Regions from separate parts of the Homo sapiens genome. Here region 1 is linked to region 2. Evidence: read pairs that join two places in POLR2A ChIA-PET (ENCODE). Cell type or tissue: PC-9. All regions are shown on one strand.

Region 1 (2,500 bases), 110 kb after region 2:
GCCTCTTTGTTTTTAGATCTGCAATTGTTCCCAGTGCCTCAGGTTCTTTAAGTACACAGCCCCTTCTTGATGATTGCAGAAATAATTGGGAATGGTGACCTCCTTGGCCTTTGAAACCTTTGAGTTTCTTCCATTTATCATGGGAAAAAATACGGAGAACTCAATTTGCATGACTTTGCTGCAAACAATTACATCTCCCTATGGGTGTGGCCTGAAGTTCCCAAGCTTTAGAAAAAGAGGGAACCAAGAGTGAGGTCAGAGAACAAATCCAAAGATCCCAAAGTATTTCCAGCGAGTGACCAAAAACTGCTAGAGTGTGTGTGAAATAAATAGGAACCTGAGGGAATGAGGAGAGAGTAATTCTTTGAGTCACAGTGGGAAAAATCCAGAAAATTGTTGGAATCCAGAATGCTGTCTCTCAGACATTCCTAGAGGACATTTCTGGGTTTTGTAGGAAATGAAAACATTTTGCATGGGGCATGTGGTCCGTGTGTGTGTGTGTGTGTGTGTGTGTGTGTGTGTGTGTGTGTAGCAAGTGTTTTTTTTTTCTTTCTCTCCAAATGATGAACACAGAGTTAAAGAAAAGGTGTTCAGACTTCGCTATCTAGTATTTATTCTGCACAGTGACTTTAAAACACCCCTGCAGGGGGAAGTCATTCACAGGACCATGTGTCATTTCCCTGCGGTTCCTTTACACCCACACATGGAGGCGGGCAATTGCTATCTGCAGGGGACATAGCCATTGACACCAGAAGAGGAGCTGGGGGCTGGTTCTGGGGGGGTCCCGTGTGTGTCAGATGCCTAGTGTGACCAGGCCACAGCACAGCAGCCACCGCTGACAGTGACTTTGTGAATGGGCCTCTTCCAGGCCCTCTGTCTCCCAGCTCTCCCTCTGGGCATGTGAGAAAAACTAGTATGGGTATGGGAAATGAACCAAAGTCAGAAGCTAATCTGGCTTGTCTCCACCTGGACAAACCTGTTCCCTGAAGTCTGTGACAATAATGAACATTGAAGCTTTAGAAAGAGCTGAAACTGATCATGGCTCAGAAAATGACGATGATTGGACTGGATATCATGTGATCAACTTTGATGCCTCCATTGAGTTCAGGGACTTTCTTCTTCCCCTACTTACCCAACCTCATTCCCTCCCCATCTCCTTATTTTATGCAGGTGAGTGTTTTAGAATCTAATTGTTACCTTGATATTCCTAGTCTATCTCTTGGTTATTATTATCAATTTCCCCGTTCTCAAGTTTCTTGTAGACCCAGTTAAAGCACAAACAAGACAATCCTGGAAAGCTTAAGAGATGAGTGACTTTTTAAAGTTTAACTTTATTCTAACCAAAAAAGCTTCACGTTCATTTAATTCCCCATATTCTAAGTTATTTGGAAATTTATACTTTAAAATGAAGTGAACTTTATAATGTAGTTTTACATTATATTTTTAGCTGTCTAACAAGGTTATTTCCTATCTGTAAACATAACTCAAATAAGTACTATAGATTTTATAGTTAATGAGGGAATGGCAGGAAACAGTTTTATTTAAGCCTTCACAATTTTTGAAGTATTAACCTGAAGAGCCTCGTGGGTGTGCAGGGCGCTCAAGCACCCGGAGCGCCCCCTATGCACTGCGTAAGTAATGGCATCCGCAGTGGAGGCTGGCTGGGCTCTGATCCAGGGTAGGACAGGACTGTCCATCCCCAGGGGTCAGAAGGGCTGAGAGGTATGTCCTATAGTTGGACAGGAAAAAGATCTCCAGTTTCTTTTCATTTTAAACATCCAGGCCACCAGAGAAGCCTTTGTCATAAACGATGGGGAAAAAATATCAGACCTCCGTGATTGCTGAAGGTGTAAGAAATACCGTCAGATTTTGGAGGTGATCTTAGAAAATCTGCCTCGGCTTCCTTATAGAATCCATGTAAGGTTCTCCCGGCTCTGCCTCACCCTGAGCAGGTCCCGGAAGGGGATAGATAGGAAGCCGTCGGACGTCTGGGCCTGAGGGTCCTGGGCTGCAGCTGAGGCCACTCCCCATCTGCGGTTCTATTTGCCTAGTGGGCAGGAATCCCCGCTCTCCTCCACCAGCGGCCTGACTGTGTCTCAAAAAGGGGATAATTAATATAGCACGAGTTGATATGGGCACTGGGCACTGAACTCGATCGTGTAGCACACGTGGGCCGGGCGCCTGGCCCAGAGAGGATGCTCAGGAGGGCAGCTGCAGGAGCGAGCACGCTGCAGGGCGCTTGGGGAGCGCGGGCCAGCCAGGGGCGAAAGCCTGTGCTCTCGGAGTGAGAGTAGCCGTGGGAGGGCAGCCTCTGGGCTCCAGATTCTGGGGCATTATTTATTTATTTATTATTAATTGATTAATTAATTTTTGAGACAGAGTCTCACTCTGACACCCAGGCTGGAATGCAGTGGCGCAATCTCGGCCCACTGCAACCTCTGTCTCCTAGGTCCAAGCGATTCTCCTGCCTCAGCCTCCCAAGTAGCTGGAATTACAGGCA
Region 2 (2,500 bases):
TGCCTAGTATTGAGCTAGCCCATTTGAGAAAGTAAAGATGTTTCTGGAAAGACAATCTGATTATTTTCTTAGGAAGTAGTGTGAAATAATCTATGTTACTATGCGCTAGATGATGTGGCCAAGACTGGGAGTAACACGTATTGGAAGAAGAGAATGGGGTCCTGTCTTTTCTCTGTTCTGGGGAAGAAACCTCATCTCTTAACAGACGTTCCGCACATCCTTTCCAGTATGCCGTGTTCACGTGAGGTGAGACGAGGAAGAGCGAGTGTTTTTCACAAGAGTCTCATGGAATCCAAAGAGTAATGACCGTTCCTGGATGTTTTGCATCATGTTCCAAATCATAGCCACCGGGCTGTCAGGGTCAGCCATCCGTCCTGTGCTATCTCATCTGGCAAAGAGAAGGACATGTTGTGTATGTTCCTGTAAGACAGAGTGGCTCTTACTAAAATCAAATAATTGGCTGGGTGTGGTGGCTCACACCTGTAATCCCAGCACTTTGGGAAGCCAAGGCAGGCAGATTGCCTGAAGTCAGAAGTTTGAGACCAGCCCGGCCAACATGGTGAAACCCCATCTCTGCTAAAAATACGAAATTTAGCTGGGCGTTGTGGCATGTGCCTGTAATCCCAGCTACTCGGAGGCTGAGGCAGGAGAATTGCTTGAATCCAGGAGGCAGAGGTTGTAGTGAGCCAAGATCACGCCACTACACTCCAGCCTGGGCAACAGAGCAAGACTCCATCTCAAAAAAACAAAAAATCAAATAGCTAGCGCAGATCACTGTGAAACATCTGATGGTAAAAAACAAAGGTCGTTTTGTTCCATAATATAATAACCCTTCCTGTTGGCCAACTCCCTCTCCTCTCCTCTGGCACTGCTGGTAAGAGTGAAAGTTGGGGAAACCTTCCTGGAAGGAACTTGGCAATATGTGTCAATAGCCTTTAAAATGATATGCTTTTTGACCTAGCAGTTCTTCTCTTAACATTTATCCTAGGCCGGGCGCGGTGGCTCACGCCTGTAATCCCAGCACTTTCGGAGGCCGAGGCGGGCGGATCACGAGGTCAGGAGATCGAGACCATCCTGGCTAACACGGTGAAACCCCGTCTCTACTAAAAATACAAAAAATTAGCCGGGCGTGGTGGCGGGCGCCTGTAGTCCCAGCTACTCAGGAGGCTGAGGCAGGAGAATGGCGTGAACCCGAGAGGCAGAGCTTGCAGTGAGCCAAGATCGCGCCACTGCACTCCAGCCTGGGCGACAGCGAGACTCCGTCTCAAAAAAAAAAAAAAAAAAAAAAAATTTATCCTAAAAACTGAAGGATGTAGGCTAGGCATGGTGGTTCACGCCTGTAATCCTAGCACTTTGGGAGGCCAAGGCAGGCGGATCATGAGGTCAGGAGATCGAGACCATCCTGGTCAACATGGTGAAACCCCGTCTCTACTAAAAATACAAAAATTAGCTGGGCATGGTGGTGCATGCCTGTAATCCAAACTGCTCGGGAGGCTGAGGCAGAAGAATCACTTGAACCCGCGAGGTGAAGGTTGCAGTGAGCCGAGATCACGCTAGTGCGCTCCAGCCTGGGCAACAGCGTGAGACTCCATCTTAAAAAAAAAAAAAGAAAGAAATTTTAAATAAAGCAAAAATTCAAAATAGGCAATTAAATAAATTATTACTTTAGTATGCAAGTAATGCATATAGTTACATTATATAAAATACATGATTTTGTCGTGTACACGTGACAATGCAATGTAAATATACATACGTTATGATGTATAATTGAATATATATCATAAAATCTTACATTTCATATAATGTAATGAATTATATATAATGTATAAATTTTACATGGTAAGTATATGCATTATTTATACATATGAGCATAGCACATGATATAAACAGTGCAACTTTGTTTTTCTTTCGATACAGAGGCTCCCTCTGTCACCCAGTCTGGAGTGCAGTGGCACAACCTCGGCTCACTGCAACCTCTGCCTCCCAGGTTCAAGTGATTCTCCTGCCTCAGCCTCCCAAATAGCTGGGATTACAGGCACACGCCACCACGCCTGGCTAACTTTTGTATTTTTAGTAGAGACGGGGTTTCACCATGTTGGCCAGGCTGGTCTTGAACGCCTGACCTCAAGTGATCTGCCCACCTCAGCCTCCCAAAGTGCTGGGATTACCGGAGTGAGCCACTGCACCTGGAAATGTGATGATGCAGGTGAAAATGTGATTACATGGGGAGATAGTTATGGTATTCTGTTAAAATATTGTGTACCCCAAATTGTTAATTGTGACACTTTCTCTAGGGGATAGGGTTCTGATTTATTCTTATTTATTGCTTATCTTTATTTTCTAATTTTCTGCCATTTTAAAAATTTGGTTAGATTTTTAATAAGCTATCTATGACATCAGAGCCGTAGAGGGCCGGGAATGTGTCATTGACATGAATGGCATGGCTTGCCTTTCACCCAGTGTGACAGTGGTGGCTGACGCCACCCAAGGGCACACTGGT

What was found. Peaks named below come from ENCODE experiments on the same cell type or tissue, not always from the same donor. Only the 100,000 strongest peaks of a DNase experiment are listed, where the experiment ranks them.
Region 1: POLR2A ChIA-PET joins it to region 2 with 6 read pairs; 3 of 35 experiments call an interaction of 5 or more read pairs at or near these places.

The regions. Positions count from the first base shown.
Region 1 is chr2:236,174,998-236,177,497 of GRCh38, forward strand. All of the region lies in intron 1 of GBX2-AS1 (GBX2 and ASB18 antisense RNA 1), which reads left to right. Among named protein-coding and RNA genes, the nearest start is that of GBX2, 7.9 kb to the left of the region's middle. In PC-9, a CTCF peak has its summit at 1,575; a DNase peak (open chromatin) is centred at 975.
Region 2 is chr2:236,067,532-236,070,031 of GRCh38, forward strand. The region is part of intron 16 of AGAP1 (ArfGAP with GTPase domain, ankyrin repeat and PH domain 1); the gene reads left to right. Among named protein-coding and RNA genes, the nearest start is that of GBX2-AS1, 99 kb to the right of the region's middle. In PC-9, no CTCF peak of the experiment used is centred here; no DNase peak of the experiment used is centred here.